2 separate regions of the Homo sapiens genome follow, and region 2 is linked to region 1. Evidence: chromatin contacts called from ENCODE Hi-C data. All regions are on one chromosome and are shown on one strand. Each heading gives the region's core, a stretch centred on a gene start or an enhancer-like site at or near the end of the contact. The rest is flanking DNA. Distances are from core to core; before and after follow the strand shown.

Region 1 (5,072 bases), core at 1,566-4,065:
CAGAAGGGATGGTGGTGTCTCTAGAGGTATCTGTGGACTCAGATCTATGTGAATTAGTGACTAGTGTTACTCACAGATACTTAATTTTATGGGTAAATAAATACCTGGACTTGCTGCGAGCTTTCAGGGCAAGAATCGGGAGTAGGGAGTGAAAAGTGACGAGGGCACCCATGGCTTGTCCCGCTGCCTCCAGCACCTGGTCGGGGGGGGCCCTCCGCTCTGAAGCCCCCGGCACCTGGTCGGGGGCACCCCTCCCCTCTGAAGCCACCAGACCCTCCTGGCCTGTGGTGCTGCTTCTCCAAATGCCGCCCTTGGCTGTTTCCCAGGAGTCACTGGCGCCCAAGCAGGCTGTATGGGTCACTTCTGCGTGGTTTTGGGGTGTTGGTGAAGCTCATTGGTCTCGTCTTCCTTCTCATGTGCCACATCTCACCTGTTGGCTTGTGGATGGGCCCGAGTCCGTGTGTGGACGCGTTGTATCTTCTCAGGCTGTACTTGGTGCTTAGGTGACAAGGACGTCTTAGAGCAATGGACTGTCTGCTCCAAAGGGTGCTGTGTGTTAATTGAGACATAGCTTACTTGTGGGGTTTAAATTTCCTGGGTGTTGGAGGCAATTGGGGAAAAAAGGTCTAAAAAGGCCCCTGGGGATGAGGGAAGCAATAATGAAAAAGTAACTTTATCGCACTTAGCAGTTGATTGAATTTGAACGTGAATTTTGCATTTTGGGGACTCTTAAAGCTACTATTTGTAGGGATTCCTTGATGAGCTGCTTGTTTTCTGTCAAGTAGAAAGTAAAGTGGATCGGTTTTGCCTTTAATTCTGACTAACTAGAATCTACTTGGCTTTTTCCCCCATTCACGTTAGGGTGGGGGATTGGACTAGAAGAGCTGTAGGATCTTTATTTCTGATCTTAAATGAATTTTTTCTTTACTCACTTTTTTTTTTTTTTTTTTTTTTTTTTTGTGAGCTGCTATTTTTTCCTGCAATGCACTGTTCTTTGGTTTGGGAAATGTGCTATATTTGTACCGTGCTTTAAACATACACAATGGTTCTAAATAACTACTTTTCTTTAAAGTTAGATGTAACATCTTAATTAAAATGTCATCCATAAATCAGGCACAGTCTGTGAGGTTGTGCGAGCGTGAAAGCTCCACAGTCTGAGGCCTGGAGACCCCTCTTGTCGCTTCCCTCCAGCCATGTCTCCTCCCCCGGCCACATCACCTCTGGCCACATCTCCTCCCCCCACCACACCATGTCACCCCCATAACCCTTGCCACGTCACCTCTGGCCACATCACCTCCCTCCCGGCCACATCACCTCTGTCCTCGCTGCCTGCCTGCCTGCCTGCCTGCCTCCCTCCCTCCCTCCTGGCCACATCACCTCTGGCCTCACTGCCTGCCTGCCTGCCTCCCTCCCTCCCTCCCTCCCTCCATCCCGGTGGCCTCCGCGGCTCCTGCTGACTGCCCTCCCGAGGGGCTGTTCGATGCTCTTTTCCCGTCTTCTGCTCCTGAGTGGGTCTCGGGGCTGGATGTTTCACAGGATGCAAGTTTCTTCCCTTCCAGCCGTAGGTCTCTGGGCGACAACTCCAGAGAGGGCACCAAGCTCTCCTTACCCACCTGGGGGCCCTGAGCCCTGACCACCAGGGCTTTCCTGTGGGGGGGGGGGTGGGGCAGACTCGTGTGAATTGGACTGAAAAGGTGCTTCCAGGAATCCTTGTTTTAGGTGCACTGGGGCAGAGGTGGGGACAGGGGACCACCACACCACCTGGTTTGCTCAGAATTTGGTCCTGATCACAGCCAATGAGGCAACACAAGCACCTCCTAAATGAAGCATTGCAGACTGCTTTTACATGTGACAGTTGTGATGGCTGAAAAAGGCTTCACACAATGAGTGGGTTTGAGCTGCATTTGAAGGCAGAACAGGTCCCTGCAGGTGGAAATGAGAGATAAGGGTGACCCAAGCCATCAGCAGCTGCGGGTGGGGTGGTGTGGGCTCCCCAGGGATGGTGGGCATGGATGAAATGCAGGAGAGGGCAGGGGTGCGATGGAACAGCAGGGCAGCGTTAAAATCCCCCTGCAGAGAGGGGACGTGACTGAGATTTTATCACATGTATAAACTGAGAGATGATTTGAGGATGATTTCTGGGAGCCTGTGGGAAAAGCACGTGGTCATCATCAGTTCTCTGGATCTCTGAAAAGTCATGCCTCTGCCTATCTTGTGAGCTATTGTGAAGATCAAATCGGATAATCTTCAGCAAGCCTTGTAAATGCTAAAGCTCATGACAGAGACTGTTCCAGCCCCTTTTTCTCCACCCTCCCTTCCTCCTGGATAATGTGAACCCTGCTGGGTACCTCACTGTCTGCCTGCTTTCCTCCTCTGTAACATGAGGCCTGAGTATTTGCTGGGTACTTCGCTGTCAACCTTCCTTCCTTCTCAGTGATGTGAGCCCTGAGTATTTGCTGGGTACCTCACTGCCTGCCTCACAGCTGGCTGTGGCCCTGTTACACACACTTGGCTGGCACATAAGCAGAAGTGCTCGCTGGGCCTGGGAGGGCTTTCTGATGTGTGGGTGCATGCTTCTCCCTGTAGGCTGGAGCTGCAGGAGCCCTCCTGGATCAGAGGACCAAGGCTGTGGCCTCGCGATGGGGGCTGGGGGAGCTCCCTGGGTTTATTGTGTGGGTGAGAGCAAACTTCAGTCCCGCTGCAGCACCGGGATTCCGGGTTCCCTCTGGAATGTTCTGAATGAGAAACAGGAAGTATGCAGAGGTGCGTCTTCCGAGGATTTGATGGTTATCTTAGCTCAGAGGCACCAAGTGCTCTCCCATGAACCTGCAGAACCGCTTCTTCCACTAATGGCCTTCTTTATCTAAAGAATGACTTACAAACTCTGCCACTTAAGAGATAGGTATTTGCAGGTGTGGCCTGAAAAATGAACAAATTGATTCTTTCATCTCAAGGAAAATACCTTACGTTATTCCCAATGATAGCCATTGGAGCTTTCCAGTGAATATTAAAATATACAAATCTTGTGTCTGCCACTTTCTCATGTGATCAGTGGTGATATTGATGTGATTTTTTTTTTTGACATAATGAAATGTGGAAGCTGCTCATAACTCTGAACCAGTGTTTTCTAACCAGTTACAAAATCGTGTGCTGGTAAAAGAGCCACTCAAGTGCAGGACAGACCAGTCCGCTTAAAAGGAATTGGGGCAGAAAGGCCCGTCGACCAGGGTCCAGACTCTGCGTTGCAGACAGCCTGCATGGAAGTGCCGCTTGTGACATTTGGCAGCAGAGAATACCTAAAACTATGTGAAAGCACAGTGAAAAATACTTCTTCCTAACTGTATATAGCATGGGATCAGACATTTTTCATAAACTTCAACCAGAGTTCTGCAGCCCACTGAACGCAGATGGAGGCATGAGAACCCTGCTGTCCGAGGTGCAGAGAGGCGTTAGGTGTTCTCACAGCAGCACAAACTGTTGCCACACTGCTGCTTATTTTGGAAAATGGTTTTTTCTTTAAGACTGTGCTGTTTATTAACATGTAATGACTTTATTATTTTAAAATAAATTTGTTACTTTTTTTTTTTTTTTTTAAGAGTCTTGCTCTGTCACCCAGGCTGGAGTGTAGTGGCGTGACCTCGGCTCACTTCAACCTCTGCTTCCCGGGTTCAAGTGATTCTCCTGCCTCAGCCTCCCAGGTAGCTGGGACTACAGGCACCCACCACCAAGCCCGGATAATTTTTATTATTTTAGTAGAGATGGGGTTTCACCATGTTGGTCAGGCCGGTCTGGAACTCCTGACTTCAAGTGACCCATCTGCCTTGGCCTCCCAAAGTGCTGGGTGGGATTACAGGCATAAGCCCACCATGCCCGGCCTCATGAGAAAGCTTTTTGTGATCTTTAATAAACTGTAAAGGGTTCCTGAGACCCAAAAGTTTGAAAACCACCGGCTTAAACCGACAACAAATTGTCCATGATTCTTCAGTGTACCTTCTAATCTGTTGATGGAGAAAGGTTGTAAGGGGTTGCTTTACTTTTTTCCTTTCGCAACTTAGTGGTGCTGGGACAACTGGATATCCACATGGAAAAGGATGGACTGCACCCTCCCTCACCCTACACAAAAAAATAGCTCAAAATGGATCCAGTGTAAGAGTCGATACTGTGAGACCCATTTTGTCAGTCTGCTGGGTACCGTAACAGACACCGCAGACTGTGAGGCTTAAACAGCATCTTATTTCCTTTGTTCTGGAGGCTGGAAGCCTGGGGTCAAGGTGCAGGCAGGGTTCGATCCTCCGGGTCCTCACCCCATTCTGTGTAGACGGCGTCTTCTCTGTGTCCTCATGGGTTTCTCTTATGTGTGTGCAGCACTGAGGACTCTGTGTGTCTAAATTCTCTATTATAAGAACACCAGTCATGGCTGGGCGTGGTGGCTCACACCTGTAATCCCAGCATTTTGGGAGGCCGAGGTGGGTGGATCACCTGAGGTCAGGAGTTACAGATCAGCAGTGAAACCTCATCTCTACTAAAACTACAAAAATTACCTGGGCGTTGTGGCAGGTGCCTGTAGTCCCAGCTGCCCAGGAGGCTGAGGCAGGAGAATTGCTTGAACCTGGGAGGCGGAGGTTGCAGTGAGCTGAGGTCATGCCACTACACTCCAGCCTGGACAGAGAGAGTGAAACTCAAAAAAAAAAAAAAAAAAAAAAAGGGAAAACACCAGTCATGTTGGATCAGGGCCTACTCTTAAGATCTTATGGGACCTAAATTGTCACGTTAAAGGCCCTGTGACATTTTGAGTTTCTAGGGGTTGTGGCTTTAACATGGGAATCTTGCGGGGACACAGTTCAGCTCATTACACCCTTAGGGGAGAATCCAGGTGAAACTGTTACGTTGAATTAAGCAATGGTTCCTTAGATGAGATGTCTAAAGCATAACAAGCAACTGAAGGGGAAAAGACAGTATCAAAATTAAAAATGTTCATTTCAGAGGTTACTATTAAAGTAAAAAGACACAACCCACAGAACAAGACACATTATCCCAATAAGGGCCTGATATCAAGAATATCTTTAAAAACT
Region 2 (5,438 bases), core at 2,807-5,306, 100 kb before region 1:
GTGCATCTGCTGTGGGGTCATTTCCTTATTGGACTTGGCTGGGGACCTCCTGAGGGGTGGATGGGTCAGGACTGGGTAATTTGGGGAAGGTATTCGTGGTGTTCCTGTTTGCAGTCTGTGTCCCAGTTGGAAGAGATGCTTTTAGTGCATCCATTAATCCAGACATGATTAGCAAGGGTGTCTCTCCCAGGTAAGAGTTGGTGCGTCTCTTCTGAGTGTCTTTCTCAAGTCTGTTACAAAGAGAACTTTGGTTTCTCAAGGTTTAAGAATTAATGTCAAAGAGCAATTTAGTGTTCGAGTCACCAGCCTTGCTGTGGATGATTGCTGAGTCCTCGGAGGTTAGGGCCACAGCACAATTGGTGGGCCGTCTGTTCCCCACCCTGGTGGAGACTTTCTCACCCAAAGAAATGTATTCTGTTAGTATGTCTCAATTAGAATATTTTAGTAGGAGACAGTTATGGCTCTTGTTTTAATTTGTAGTGGATGATTACTGTAGCAGGATCAAGGTTGAGACTTGCAGCGTAGCTCATGTAAAGCATTGATTTTAAACACCCAAAATATATTGCCAGCTTCGTTGCCGTGGCTCCAAGGGACTAGGAATGCATATGTTGTTTTTTGTTATTATTTTTTATTTTTATTTTTGAAACAAGAGTCTCGCTCTGTCACCCCGGCTGGAGTGCAGTGGTGTGATCTCAGCTCACTGCAACCTCCACTTCCAGGGTTCAAGCAGTTCTTGTGTCTCAGCCTCCCGAGTAGCTGGGATTACAGGCACCCGCCACCATGCCCAGCTAATTTTGTATTTTTAGTAGAGACGGGGTCTCACTGTGTTGGCCAGGCTGGTCTCAAACTCCTGACCTCAAGTGATCTGCCCACCTTGGCCTCCCAAAGTGCTGGCATTATAGGCATGAGCCACTGTGCCTGGCTGCCATGACCATTTTAAATGTGGCATTGAATATCTGCTTTTTTTTTTTTTAAGGCAGTACAGACGTCACCCCTCACACCTCTGTTCTGGGGCTGGTCTGGGCTGGCCAGGAGGGCTTCCAGGCTCGAGGCCGCGTCTGAAGTGTTGTTGGACAATGTGGAGCTGTGACCCCTTGGTCTTTGGGGACGTGGGGCACCTTGAGATGCCCACAGTCTTGCGAGGGTTTATGGCTCAGTGTGTGGCTGCTGCGAGGTAGCTGTGGGCGGGGAGGAAGGAGAGCAGGGTCCATCTGTCCTGGTGTGGAAAATGCCCAAGAAAGTCAAGAAATGGTACAAAAAATCATCATCTGCCCTGGTGCCATTTCTGTTTAAAAAAAAAAAAATCACTCTGCGTGCGGTTCTGTGCTTGAGGAGGATAGAAAATACCTAGAAAGACGCACAAAGTGTTCTCATGGGGTCAGCACCGGGAAGTGGGATGGGAGGCTTGGGAGTGTGTGGAAAGGAGGACATGGTGTTATTTTGTTCTGTTTTATTTGGTAGAGCAAGTGATCAAAGTGAAGCTTGAGTGATTGGCGCAGCTTGGCCTGGCCATGGGTAGATCCCAGCATGTCCCGCCTCCCACTGCAGCTCCGTTTCTCGGTCACGGATGAGACAGGTGGCCTGAGGCTGTGGGCGGAGGAGGGGCAGCCCGGTGTCCCCAGCAGGTGATTGTCCAGGCTATTCTTGGGCCAGCCTGAGGGAAGGGGTGGAGGAGAGCTGGGAGGGTGCACAGTGCGCCCCCCCGCCACCCCACCCCGGGACTGGAACTCAGTTCTCAGCCTCGGGCTGGGAGGTGAGCCCAGGCTGCTGTCGATGGAGGAAGATGCCGAGGAAGATGCCCTCAGGATGGAGGAAGATGCCAGTGGAGTTTGGTCAGCAGCCAGCGTGGTCTTTCCCGCAGGGGATACGCAGTGCGCCCACTTGCAGGAAAAACGCTGCTTTAGTTTTTGAATTTTGCTCATTCTGTTTATCGTGCTGCTCATGCTAAGATTTGGATATCGTTGGTAGGAATCAGTGTCAATTGCATACAGTTGACTCTTGTACCACACAAGCTTGAGCTTTGTGGGTCAACTTATATGTGAATTTTTTCAACCAAACTCAGGGAGAAAATACAGTGTTCCTGCCATGTGAAACGTGTGTCGGAGGGCCGACTCTGTACACGCAGGTTCGGCAGGTCCACTTGTGGGGCGTGAGTGTGCCTGGATTTGGTGTCCATGGGGTCCTGGAACCGACTCCCTGAGTACAGCGAGGCCGTTTGCAGTAGCAGGTGGTTTCTTTTGTAGTTTCCCCATTGGTTTCGCCCCACACCATCTCTCTCATGCCGCAGCTGCTGCTGATGATGACTGATGACCTGGGTGGGCGATGCCAGGCCCCCTCTCAGCTCAGGCCACTTCCTTGGAGAGACTCCTGTGCTAAGGGCACCATTTAGCAAAAGTCCAGATTTTGGGATACGGAAAATTTGGGGGACGTGAATTCACTCAAATAAATGTTCAAAGTTGGCCTCAGAGCCTTGCGTTCTTGTTTTATAAAAGATGCACCTTTTGGGGGAAATACTGCTTAACAACATTTAACTGGAAAGGCACTGAAACAAAGTTAAGCTTTTTTTGCATAATACCTTCACGTGGATACGGATTTTCATATAATTGTAATTGTTACTCATACATTCTACTAAGTCTTCTGCTATTTTTACTTAACGACTTAACATACTTGTTCATTCAGTCACGAGTTTGGTTGTTCCACAGTTTGCTGGGGCCTCCCTGGGACCTGAGCACAGTGCTGGGGATGCAAAAGTAGGTGGTTCCTGATGGGATCGTGTCCACGTTGGTGGCTCTGCTTGTAAGGAGTCCACGTTGGTGGGGGAGGCCGACTGGTGACCGGAACCCACGCTGTGACGCCATCATTGGTGTGATGCAGGTGAGGACAGGGTCTGTAGATATGCGTGGAGGACGGTGGTCCCAGACCTGGGCAGGTGGAGGTGCCCCTGAGGCCCCCAGTGGACATTGACTGAGTGTGGCGAGAGCTGGCCAGGAGAGAGTTTGGGAGGTGTGGGAGAGACAAGAGCAGGAGGGGTGGCAGGGGCTAGGATGGAAAGGGGCTTCTGCAGAAACGGGGGCTGGGGCCTGAGCCCTGGCACCGGGAGAGATGGAGAGAGGGCAGTGCCGGCTTTGGAAGAGAAACAGCCAGAGCTGTGTAGCCTCGGGGTCCTGCATGGACACACCCTCAGCTTCCCCCGTGAGGCCCACGAATCCCAGGGGGAGTTTGTGTTATGCCACGGACCTCTCACAAGTGGGGGCTGAGGCAGAACTGAGGACATCTGGGTTCCATGGTGGATCAGCCAGGATTCTGGTTGCAAATTACAGAAAACAACTTAAACTTATGCAGGGAAGTGAGCATGAGGGGGGGTCGGCCCAGAGCACTCTGGCCAGAAGCCATCTGGGCTCTAAGGCTGGGAGGCCCCTTGCCAGCTCACGTGCTGTGGAATGGCTTCCCCGCCTCCGGCCCTCGGCAGGTGGAAGGTGCTGCCTGGCAGCCCCTGCAAACTGAAGGGGCCCACGTCCCTCCTGGCTCTGCATCCCATTCTCAGGGACACGGCTGTCATGGGGGGACCAGCTGGGGCAGGGGAAGAGTATAGGGAACCCAGTAGAAGTGGCCGTGGACTCTCTTAGGAACGATAACCGGGTCACCTACCATAGATGAAGATGTTGTCGGCCTGCGTTCTTCTCGTGTTGGTCTGGGGCGTGTGGCTGCCGTGGGCTGGCGTTATCCACAGCCCCGGTCTGGGGCTTGCAGTGGCTGTGGGCTGGCGTGGTCCACAGCCCCGGGCACCATGGTCCCTGGCCCTGAAATCGCATCCAGTGCTGTGTCACCTCGGGCCAGCTGTCTCCTGAGGGGAAGGGAACAGGGAACAGCCCTCCCCGTGTGGCCTCCCCAGCACCACCCACCCCGCAGGACCTCCAGTGTTGACTCTGCTGGGGTCTTCTCTCTCCTGGGGGGTCCTTGTCCCAACGGGAGGACTCCATGGGCCGCAGGAGGTGTCAAGCTATTTTCTCTCCTGGAACTGGGTTGCTGGCAGCTCCCAGATGCAGGAGGAAAGGCTCAGAATTGCCTTCCTAATAAGGAATTGTTGATGTGAACTTTGGACGGCAAACACTGCTTACATTTCCTTTTCCGTTTTGATGTGTTAATGGTGTGCGGCAACGCCGTGACGCACGGGGACGCAGGTGACGGGCACCCCCCCACAAGGGGACCATGCACCTGTTTGATAATAAGGCATGCTTCTCTTACTGCAAATAAAAACTTCAATGGTTTTCTGCCAGAAAGACCCTGTCTTTTATGTAGGATACATAGAGGATCATTTGGCAAGTGATTGGGGATTTTGGGTTAAACTAAAAATAAATTAATTTCATTTTATAGCACTCTGAACACATTTGAGTTAATTATTCATCGAGAATTTGAATAGCACACACTGTTCTGACTTCCGACTTCCCCCAATGAATGGCATTTGCTGTAACGTGACAAAACCCTGAGTCTTAGAATTATTGGGTAATGTGAAAAAAGGAAAAGTTGGTTCTCTGTTGTTTTGCTTTAAGGAAATTATATTATTTTACAGTCACTTAGTTTTCTCCTTTCCAATAAGAAAAATTGCTTTCTTACTACCTGAAAATTCGTGAAGGTCAAGGGGACACACCCTGCAGTGCATTAAAAGCCACCATCAAATGTGGACCTGGACTCAGTTTCCCTCTGTTCCCTCCCACCCTCAAATGTGGACGTGGACTCAGTTTCCCTGTTCTCTCCCACCATCCAATGTGGACGTGGACTCAGTTTCCCTCTGTTCTCTCCCACCCTCAAATGTTGACGTGGACTCAGTTTTCCTCTGTTCTCGCCCACCATCAAATGTGGACGTGGACTCAGTTTCCCTCTGTTCTCTCCCACCGTCAAATGTGGACGTGGACTCAGTTTCCCTCTGTTCTCGCCCACCGTCCACTGTGGACGTGGACTAAGTTTCGCTCTGTTCTCTCCCACCGTCCAATGTGGACGTGGACTCAGTTTCCCTATGTTCTCTCCCACCATCCAATGTGGACGTGGACTCAGTTTCCCTCTGTTCTCACCCACCCTCAAATGTGGATGTGGGCTCAGTTTCCCTCTGTTGTCTCCCACCATCAAATGTGGACGTGGACTCAGTTTGCCTCTGTTCTCTCCCACCATCCAATGTGGACGTGGACTCAGTTTCCCTCTGTTCTCTCCCACCCTCAAATGTTGACGTGGACTCAGTTTTCCTCTGTTCTCGCCCACCGTCAAATGTGGACGTGGACTCAGTTTCCCTCTGTTCTCTCCCACCGTCAAATGTGGACGTGGACTCAGTTTCCCTCTGTTCTCGCCCACTGTCCACTGTGGACGTGGACTCAGTTTCGCTCTGTTCTCTCCTACCGTCCAATGTGGACGTGGACTCAGTTTCCCTATGTTCTCTCCCACCATCC

Evidence for each region. A loop is a pair of places that touch in the nucleus more often than their neighbours do. Pooled maps may share reads with other maps.
Region 2: a loop to region 1 is called in a map of Caco-2, with 6 times the contacts of the local background. The contact joins the promoter of DIP2C-AS1 here to the enhancer-like site in region 1. A Hi-C loop is called at or near these places in 1 of 168 maps with a recorded cell type or tissue (Caco-2) and 1 of 50 pooled maps.

The regions. Positions count from the first base shown.
Region 1 is chr10:544,799-549,870 of GRCh38, reverse strand. The region is part of intron 1 of DIP2C (disco interacting protein 2 homolog C); the gene reads left to right. Among named protein-coding and RNA genes, the nearest start is that of DIP2C-AS2, 81 kb to the left of the region's middle. Within about 2 kb of position 2,815, at least 3 of the 41 ENCODE cell types and tissues checked have a DNase peak (open chromatin) inside an H3K27ac peak, as active enhancers do.
Region 2 is chr10:648,653-654,090 of GRCh38, reverse strand. It overlaps DIP2C-AS1 (DIP2C antisense RNA 1), which reads right to left and starts at 4,056. Exons shown (of 4, transcript NR_187391.1): 1 at 3,913-4,056; 2 at 3,649-3,800. The region is part of intron 1 of DIP2C (disco interacting protein 2 homolog C); the gene reads left to right. It overlaps LOC124902361, which reads left to right. Exons shown (of 1, transcript XM_047426106.1): 1 at 1-5,438. The coding sequence starts at 5,420. RefSeq lists an enhancer at 2,733-3,555.